Regions from separate parts of the Homo sapiens genome. Here region 2 is linked to region 1. The links are chromatin loops, found by intact Hi-C in ENCODE. Cell type or tissue: PC-3. All regions are shown on one strand. Region 1 overlaps AFF3 (ALF transcription elongation factor 3). Region 2 overlaps AFF3 (ALF transcription elongation factor 3).

Evidence for each region. Hi-C counts contacts between places; a loop is a spot of excess contacts. Peaks named below come from ENCODE experiments on the same cell type or tissue, not always from the same donor. Only the 100,000 strongest peaks of a DNase experiment are listed, where the experiment ranks them.
Region 2: it touches region 1 in a loop (3-fold over the local background); 4 of 110 quality-filtered maps call a loop at or near these places.

Annotation. Positions count from the first base shown.
Region 1 is chr2:99,877,828-99,882,827 of GRCh38, forward strand. The region is part of intron 7 of AFF3 (ALF transcription elongation factor 3); the gene reads right to left. Among named protein-coding and RNA genes, the nearest start is that of AFF3, 260 kb to the right of the region's middle. In PC-3, no CTCF peak of the experiment used is centred here; DNase peaks (open chromatin) are centred at 2,554 and 4,304; H3K4me3 peaks cover 1,040 bases; H3K27ac peaks cover 1,399 bases.
Region 2 is chr2:99,816,404-99,821,403 of GRCh38, forward strand. All of the region lies in intron 8 of AFF3 (ALF transcription elongation factor 3), which reads right to left. Among named protein-coding and RNA genes, the nearest start is that of AFF3, 320 kb to the right of the region's middle. In PC-3, CTCF peaks have their summits at 2,642 (motif pointing right), 3,528 (motif pointing right) and 4,876 (motif pointing left); a DNase peak (open chromatin) is centred at 2,628.

The sequences.
Region 1 (5,000 bases):
GCACTATTCATTCATGCAATAAGTATTACTAAGTCCCACTGTGGGCCAGATGCTATTCTAGGTGCTGGAGAGAGAGTAGTAAGAAGTACTGAAGGCACTAAAAAAATGCATGTTGGATGAACACATCAAATCAAATCACTCTATTATTACATCACACCCTCAACACTGCTCCCCAGTTCCACAGACATGATACTATCAGTCAGCTTACCTTGATTAGTAATCATTAAATGTTGCAGAAACACCTAACAGTTAAGTCCTATGTTGAAAAAAAATAGACATCCAATAAAATGCAAATTTGTGGTAAGCAGTAGGAGAAAACAAGAAGCGGAAAGAGGAAGGTTGCCTAACCTCGATGGCAATATTCTCTAGGTCATCCGTGAGCTTTGAGTTGTGAAGAAAAATCCAGGCAGGTCAATTTGACCTTGGAACAGAATTCTTTTGGTTGAATGTTAAGTGGCTAAATTACAACTTTGGGGAGAAACAGTTCTTGCAATGGAACGCTCTTCCCTGCCTGATTAGACTTAATCAGACTTTTTTGTACTTTAGGGTCAGGGAAAATTTTCAACCTGTAATCATGTACTTATTGGGACACACTAAGAGTTCATGATGGATTTTTAAACACCCAGAGCCTTCCAAATTAACTCAAAGTCTCATGATTTCTCCCTTTAATATGTTACTTTATAACAAGTAGATTTTAATAAAAATTAAGGGAAAAAAATTTCAGGTTTCTGCCAGGAGGCACTGACTTGTATTTCTTCCAAGTCTCATGCTCTCTGGGGGTATGCATCTACTGAATTCATAAAATAAAAACATAGTAAATGGTAAATGTAAATGTAAGAAGAGGTAAGACATTTCCATCAATTCCCTAAGAAAACTATCACCAAACTCTTGATTTGGAAATAATGAAGTCTCCCAAGTAAAAGTAAAAGGAGGGTTGGCTAGGGGATTCCCAATGCCTGCCAACAAAACCTGGTTTAGACTTTCTGTTTTAGAGCATTCTGGCCAATAAACTTCACAGAGATTTAAACAATAGCCCTTTGGATTCACTTTGGATTCCTTAAGTCCATGGACTGTCTTTCAAATATCTAAATGAAACTAGACAGAAGTTAGAAAAAAAACAACTAGATAACCCTAAGGCCACAAAATTAGGTAACTTCAGAGAGAAGATGTCAGAATTTTTTTATGTGCATCAAGTCTATACTCATGGGCAGCCCAGGAATCTGCGGGTAAGAAGCACTGAAGTGATAACTCATAGGGTTGAAAAAAATTCCGGAGCTGATCACGGTGAAGGAAACATAAAGCACGCAGTTCTAAAACTGTTTTCCAGATTGTATTCTTTAACAAAGATACCTATTATTTATGCTTTTGAAAAAAGTCAGTGACGTCCCTACACAGTTCATAATGAGTTCTGCAGATTCATGGAATTCCTTTCTTGAAATCATTTCCTTTCCCTGAACTTCTATGTTTATACCATCCATAGTATCACATCCATCTTCCAGCTTATTTAAATTCTGACTGTGAACAGGGACCATGTTTGTATCTTCTGGGCTGTGCTCATCAACTTCCTAGTAGCTCCATAAACGTGTATAACAACAATATTAATAATATTAATGAAGCACTACATTAAAAACTACAGCGTGTGTATCAGTATTTCTTCTATTTCCTTGAGGTACAGCAAGCAACCTTTGTAGAATTTCTCTATCACCTCGTGGGTAGGAGAATGAAAAGAGTTTCTCTGTCAAGATGATTTGGAGCTTTTGGATAGTTTGCTCCAAGTCAACAGGGTATAAAAGAATGGTCCTTATACTCTTGTGTATTTTGCCAAAGGCAGCAAAATAAATTAGTCATCATTTCACACGTGGCCAAGTTCACAAACCATCACATCTTGCCAACGTGCCCAAGGACCATATCTGTGCTCTGCGACCTAAATACAGAAACCCTAGTCTTAATGTCCACCACTTTCTTGAGTATTTTATGTCCTTTTTGATTACTATTAATGTCCATGGGAACAGATAAAGTAGCTACAAACTCTTTTAACAGGTATGAGTATCAGCTATCACTGTAACTTTCATTAAAATATAAAAACAGTTAAAAACCAAACAGAGCATCACTTTTTAATATTATCTAAAATAACAATAAAGGTGGTCAGATGGTTACGTGTTCATTTAATTGCTAATGAAGCCAGACCAATAAGTCAAAGCTGGATTCCCTGTAGAATATCGATTTGAAGTATTAGCAGCAAGGATCGTTTGGTAAGACAGATTTAAAATAGGAGTAAAGATTTTACTTTCCAAGGATTCATCTTTGAATTCTTGTGGGTGGTTGTTTTATTTCCAGCCTGCTAAAAACCATAATATCACCTGAAGCAAGCAGGCATGAGCCTGGAACGGGAGTGAAATGACAACGAAACATTTGTACATGTTATTAAAGCTAATGAAGCAAGACACGCACTGCCTGGTTTTGTGTCACGCGCCCCTGGAGAGCCCAACTGTGTTCTGGGGCTGGCTGTGGCATCTCCCCAGGATATGGCTCACCCTGAGGCCTCTGATTCAGCGGCAGAGCTGTTTTTCCCCTCGGGAAAGACCAAACAGACACCTGACCTTTTATAAAACCTCTAGGATGAATCACAAGTAAAGTTCTTTGGCATTCTGAGGTGGTGGGTGGAAATCAAGGCTTGACAGGCGGCCATGGGATGGGCAGCGTGGGCTGGCGCTATGGGCTATGCCATAGCGTGGAGAATCCCTCACACTAGGACCCCTGGCCTGCATGTCATCTGGCATCCAGAACTCCCACTCAATTTCCAAAAGGTGCTACCCACCCTGGAAAAAAATCTAGCCCACTGAGTAGCTGGGAAAATCCACAGCCAGGGAGACAGATGGCTCAGGAAGAAGCAATCTGGAATAATAGTGAGGGTGTGGGAGTTGGAGTGTAGGCTGGGCAAGGAGATCAGAGAGGAAAGAACGGGCATCTGTATGTGGCGACAGATGACGGAGTGCTGTTTGGGACGAGCAGTTGGAGGAGGCAAAGGAAATGGAAGTAATGTACTTATGCATAAGGGCTGTATCATAATTAGGAAAATTCCCCTTCTGTCTACCCCGCAAGTCCCACTTGGTTCAGATGGGGGCAGACAGCAGAGAGCACTTACTTCACGGAGGAAGCAGAGGCTACCCGCTATTCCAACAGGCTTTCTATTTCTGATAGAAACAAATCCAAACTGAGCTAATTTGTGTACAGCTGCAGGCAATATAAACACGGCTATTTAGAATTCTTTATAGAGTATAGGCCTTTGTACTCTATACTTCATGGAAGTTAATAAGTAGGTGTCAAACTCTGAATTAAAATTCCCAGAAGAGGACACAGCACAAAGGACAATAAAAATGATTTTTAAATAATCATAGGGATAAATAGCATCCACTTCTGACAAATGTAAGTGCTGGCATAAAATGTTATTAGGCTACAGAGATTGTCTTTTGTTCAGGAAGTATATTTTATTCTCCTGCCTCATCATTCATCATCCTAATGAGCCCTCAAAATGTAAATTAAATAGCAAAGACGGATTCATTTGAAAAGCATCTTTTCAAAAAAAAAAAAAAAGCTAGGTGTTAAACCATTTTTTCTACTTTTATTCTATATATTGTTTCATTTTTTCATTGAAAAAAAGCCCTCAGTACTTGAACACTTTATGGGGTAAGTTCATGCAATTCATATTTTCAGTAAACAGTTCATTCATTCTCCAGTACTATGGGATTGGTGATTTGAAAAGAAAAAAAAAATCGCATTTTAAAATGGTATGCCCTGTAAATGATGTTTGATCCGGAAAATCTGAGAAACCTGTGCACGCATTCACTTTTTTGTTTTATTCAGAAGTGATTTGGTCCAGGGAAACCCTCAATGGAAAAGGATTAGTGAAAATTTCAAACAGCTTTAGTTTACTGAACTGAATGCATTAATGGCTAAGCAAACACCAGTTCAACCATTAATGATAAAAGAAGAAGGTCATGAGCCAAATTAGTTGCAATTTCTTGTTATGTATTGATAAGAACATTACCCGTTCCTATGATGAATAGAGAAATCAGGGTTTTGTACTTGACCTGAATTTATGCATGAGCACACACAACAGAAGTGACTGAACAGCTCTGCTGGGGAGGCACCCAGGAAAAACACGCTGGGAAAGGAAAATAGCAGCAAATCATGTCTCATTTTGGCATGATTGGTCCTCATTTGCCTGTCTCTCTCTCTCTCTCTCTGTCTCTCTCTCTCTCCCCCTCACTCTCCCCACCCTCTCTCACTGCAACCCATAAATCATTCTTCGCATTCTTTGGCTGTTCCTGCTTATGTGAGAGAGCTCAGCTCCCAGCTCTCTGTGGGTGAACATATATAAAATGAAGACACAAGTAACTGCACTGTTGAGGTTTGCCTGATGTCCAGGGAACAGCCATTAATCTGCACAAGGGGGTTTCAAAAGCCCCACTCTGCCGAATAAATTATCGTTAACCAATCTAGGCATTCTAAAGACACTATATTTTTATGAGGTCAAATGTTGCAGAAATATCCCAGAGGGAGGGTAGAAACTATCCAGCTGTGAAAGAAGCTAGTGACAGCACTGCACAGAAGCCTGGGGGGTCCTGCAGTGGCTACAGACCGGCTGCAGCCCTGGCTGAAGCACATCCTCAGTCTGCCTGGTTCATGAGGACTGCTGCATTTGGGAAGCACTCATCCCTCACAGCAGTGCCCAATGCAGGCTCACCTCTAGAGAAGGGGCATCTCTCTTGGAAGGTCTGGCTGATGAAAGAGCATATCATGACAGACAGGAGCTCATGGTAAAGCCTGCATAATCCACTGGCCATCCTGTTCCAGTTTACTTACTCAGTTATTTTTAATGGAGAATTTTCTTTTTAATGTGACAGAACTGAACTCAATGCAAGGCTCAAGGCTGTCGTCATGACAGTTGCCCACATAAAGAAACTGTAGTCTGGGCCCAAGGCATGGCCCTAGCAATT
Region 2 (5,000 bases), 61 kb before region 1:
TGTAATTTTTTGTTGAAAGCCAAACATGTCATCTAGGACAGTGGATTCCAGGTAAGCACATTGCATGCTTGGAGATGAGGATGCCTTCCTCCTCTGTTAGTTCTTCAGTGTGGAGGTTTCTGTTAATGTGGTCAGGAGTCTAGTTGTTTGTGAAGACTGCTATCTGCTTGGCTATGAGTGTCCCTCCTTGGCTTTGGGTCTCCCTTTGCATGGTTCTCCAAGTTGTATTCCACTGTTATTCTTCTCAAAGCTTGTTAGTGTGGTGGTTGGAGAGTGGAGGAGAGAAGATGGTATCTGATGTTCCGATTAAGCCTCAGCCTCAGGTAGGCACTCTGAACAAGAGTCTTGGTGGTGTGTCCTTCACAAGTGTTCCTGAGCTTTCTCCAGATATACCGTAATGTTAGGTAGCACACATTCCTGCCCCTTCCCCATGGGTAGAGTTTTTTGTGTTCTTCTTTTCTCCTCCTCTGGGTACAGTGAGTTTCCACCAGGAACCTCAGGATACATTTTGGTTGCCCTTCCTCCTGTAGATTAGGGCATTTGTTTCTTAGGAATGACAGGGAATATGATTCTGAGTTGAATATTGCTAGTGGTTGCCATTCTTCTTCCCCTTCTCTAGAGGGATCCACCAGTGCCCTCAGGCTGCAGTTCTGTATCCTTCCTGAAGATTAATGTTCTAGTCAGTAGGAGAGATGAAGGACATGGGTTCAGCTAGAGGTTCTGCAGTGGCTGCTGTTCAACTTCCTCGGTCAAGACCACAGGAAAGGCTTCTCGAGATTCTCCCAGGTCTTCCCTTGGGGCACCTGGCAGAGGAGACGCCTACAACAAAGTACAAACCTCCCCGGGTCTGCCACCCTCTCCTGCGAGCCCATGTTCAGCCTTTAGCAATTTGTTTAAAGTTTCTAGCCAGATCTTCTTACTGGCTCATACGGTCTTGTGTGGTGTTCCCCATGTAAGCAAATGTCCAAGTCCTGCTTCTTCCTGACACGTCTATCTCTCTTCATATTTCAGACTGTTGTTTTCCATGCTATTTCAGATCTCCCAAAGGAGTTTTCTGTTTCTTTGGCTTTTTTTCCTGTTCTAAGAGGGGGATTACTGCTCCTTCCAGATTACTGCCTTTAGCTCTGAGTTGAAATATTGCTGAGTTTTTATTTTGTTTTGTTTTTAGAGATGGAGTCTTACTATGTTGCTCAGGCTGGCTTTGAACTCCTAGGTTCAAGCAATCTTTCCACCTAAGCCTCCCGAGTAGCTGGGACTACAGGTGCATGCCACGGTGCCCAGCCTGTTGCTGTTTTATCAGCACTTTACCAAGTTGTGTGCAATCTTTAATCTCTGAGCTAAACAACTAGCCTGGGTCAAGCACATGTTGCAGCTTCCATTGTCGGAGAAGAAAATGAGTTAGAAAACTTATTACTGTATTTACTACATTGAATATGCATGACCAATCCTTCATTTTCAAGTAATCACAGTGTCATTATAAACTCTAAATTCACTCAGAAGTGACTTCTTATCAGAAGTAAAAAAACAAAGTTTATAATTTTAGATGCCTTTGCCTTCTTATGAAGACATATGCAGAATTCCATCTCTGACTCGTTTCTGGACCCTGGAAATAACTGGCTTTTTATAGCAATAACTCAAGGGACTGAATATAATTTAAAAGTAATATACCCAATACAGGTTGAGCATACCAAATTCCAAATTTCAAAATCCAAAATCTGAAATACTCCAAAATCTGAAAGTTTTTGAGCACCAACATGATGCTCAAAGGAAATGTTTATTGTAGCATTTAGGATTTTAGATTTGGGATGTTCAACTGGTATAATGCAAATATTCCAAAATCCAAAATCTAAAACACTTACACTCCCAAGCATTTCAGATAAGAGATACTCAAATCATTAAAGTACTTATTGAGACTATTAGGTGGGTGCTACAAAATCATTTCCCGACAGAAATGTAGGGAATCTCATTCTAATCAAATTAAAACTGTACATCAATGAAAAATACAACGTTGAAACCGACAATCCTTCATCCATGGTAAATGAATGTCAATCAATTTCCCCTCCTGTGTCTTTGTTTAAACGTCTATGTAAAGTCTGGAGATTTTCTGAGCCTATCTCTTTGGCAACTCCCACTATTTTAATTCACAGTCCTTTCAAGTCCAAGCAAATTTCTGAGTTTCACATTGCTCTCCTAGTTGGATAAATCTTTATATAGAAAGCACTTACATTTCAGTAGGAGGGTTTAGTCATTTGTCAATAAATGAGATAGCTGGTTCAAGCAATCTACCAAGTTTATTTCTATGTGAAAATACTGCTAGAAGTTAGCAGGTATACATGATCTACATGATTTTAAATTCTTTGTGAATTCTCAAAATAAATCTTTAGAAATATAGTATACTAGAACATGTATTATAAAAATTACTTTGCCTGGGTAATCTAATTCATCATTGGGCATACTTAGTATAGCCATATATACATACTTATAAACACAACTTACAGGTATAAGTTGACATAAATGAACATAAACTGACAATCAACTAAGAAGGCAAAGACATTTAAATAAGCACATTGTATTTAAAGAGATAAAAAGCTATCAACTACCTATCAAATGAATGTTCCACCAGGGGGTGTAGTATGCATTTATTATGTCTGCAGCCAATTTACCTGGCGTATGCACCTAAAAACAGTTGAACAAAAAGTATATTTTTGTAGAATGATTTATGACGTCCCACTGGCTTTCATTTTTATTCCAAGGAAGCTTTGTCTGTATATTTTATTGCTTTTCAATTAAATCCAAAGTTATTTCCAACACTTTTGGTTTTCAAATTAAAGCTAAGTTGTAAAGAAAACTGTAAACAAATATCTAGATTCTTCAGGGAAGTCTGCTATTAATGCTAGATTAATTCTTTCCTATAGCCAAGAATCTTTTAGCAAAGCAATTGTTTCTTAGCGTTAAATACAATCTCACAAATATTCTACAAATGGATTTTATAGGTTGAGATTTCCTTTAAGTAAAGCTCGTCGCTAATGAATCTGGAAATATTCAGTTATTTTAACAAGAATAATAGCAGCTAACAGTCATTAGTCCCAAAATAAAGTGTTTCCTTCAATCTCAGATTTACAAAATTGGTTTACCTCCACAACCACATTTGATGAATGAAAACATTTTATTAGATATGTTGATTCACTAAGATGTGCGTATTCACAAATTTATCCAGCAATAGATGTAACAAGCATATGAAATAATAAATGAGAACAGTAGCTTTTTTCCTTGCAAAATGTACACTCTACTGACATCTATATTGGGTCAGCATCACCCAGCCACTAAGCACCAAAGCTGTTGTTGAACGCAGGAGTGGCTGATGCTAAGGCTCAAGCTCTGGTGAAAACCCACACTGTGTGGTCAGGGGAGCCGGAGCTTCTGCCACTGGGAAACTCTTGGTTTCTCCTGACTCTCCATCTTTACCTTCCCCCTCCTGGGGAAGAGGACAGCCTTGCCTGTTGTTGCTCTTACTGGGGGTAATGTGGGAAGGATGCCTCCACCAGGAGGTGCCAGTCATCATAGAGCTCCATGGAAGGCAGCACAGCACAGGCGGATGCAAAAAGAATCCAACATTTCGAGATGCATTATTCAGTAACTAGGTTACACATGAATACACACTCAAGATCAATTTGTAAGGAACTATCAAAGGCACAGTCATGCATCGCTTGACAACAGGGATTCATTCTGAGAAATGCGTTGTTGGGTGAATTCGTCGTTGTGCAAGCATCATAGAGTGCACTTACACAAACCTGGGTGGCACAGCCTGCTACACACCTAGCCTATATGGTATGGCCTATTGCTCATAGCCTACAAAACTGTGCAGCATGTTACTGTACTCAATACTGTAGGCAACTGTAACACCCCTGCAACACACGGGTAAGTATGTTGTGTATCTGAACATACCGAAACATAGAAAAGGTGCAGTAAAAATACAGCATAAAAGGTTGAAAATGGTCCATCTGTATAGGGCTTTTTCCATGAATGGAGTTTGAAAAACTGGAAGGTGCTCTGGGTGAGTCAGTGAGTGAGTGCTGAGTGAAATGTGAAGGCCTAGGACATTACCGTACACTACTGTAGACTTTATAAACACTATGCACTTAAGCTACACTAAATTAATAAAAATATTTTTCTTTCTTCAATAATAAGTTAACCTTAGCTTGCTGCACCATTTTTACTTTATGAACTTTTAAAGTTTCTTAACTTTTTGACTCTTTTGTAATAACACTTAAAACACAAACACATTGTACAACACATTGTACAAAAAAGTCTATATCCTCTTCTGTGACCTTTTTCCTATTTTTAAGGTTTTTAAATTTTTTTCTTACTTTTAAAACTTTTTTGTCAAAATTAAGTCACAAACATACATATTAGCCTAGGCCCACACAGGGCCAGGATCATCAATATCACTGTCTTCTCCTCCACATCTTTTTTTTTTTTTTTTTTTTTGGATAGAGTCTCACTCCGTCCCCCAGACTGGAGTCCAGTGGCGCAATCTTGGCTCACTGCAACCTCTGCCTCCCAGGTTCAAGCAATTCTCCTGCCTCAGCCTCCTGAGTAGCTGGGATTACAGGTGCACGCCACCATGCCTGTCTGATTTTTGTATTTTTAGTACAGACGGCGTTTCCTCATGTTGGCCAGGCTGGTCTCCAGCTCCTGATGTCAAGTGATCTGCCCGTCTTGGCCTCCCAAAGTGCTGCAATCACAGGCTTGAGCCACTACATCTGGCCTCCCCTACATCTTTTCCCACTGGAAGGTCTTCAAGGGCAATTATATGCATGAAGTTGTCATCTCCTAGGACAACAATGCCATCTTCTGGAACACCTCTGGAAGGATCTGCCTGAGGCTGTTTTACAGGTAACTTTTTAATATATAAGCAGAAGGAATATGCTCTAAAATAACAATAAAAATTATAGTATAGTCCAGGGGTATCCAATGTTTTGGCTTCCCTGGGTATACTG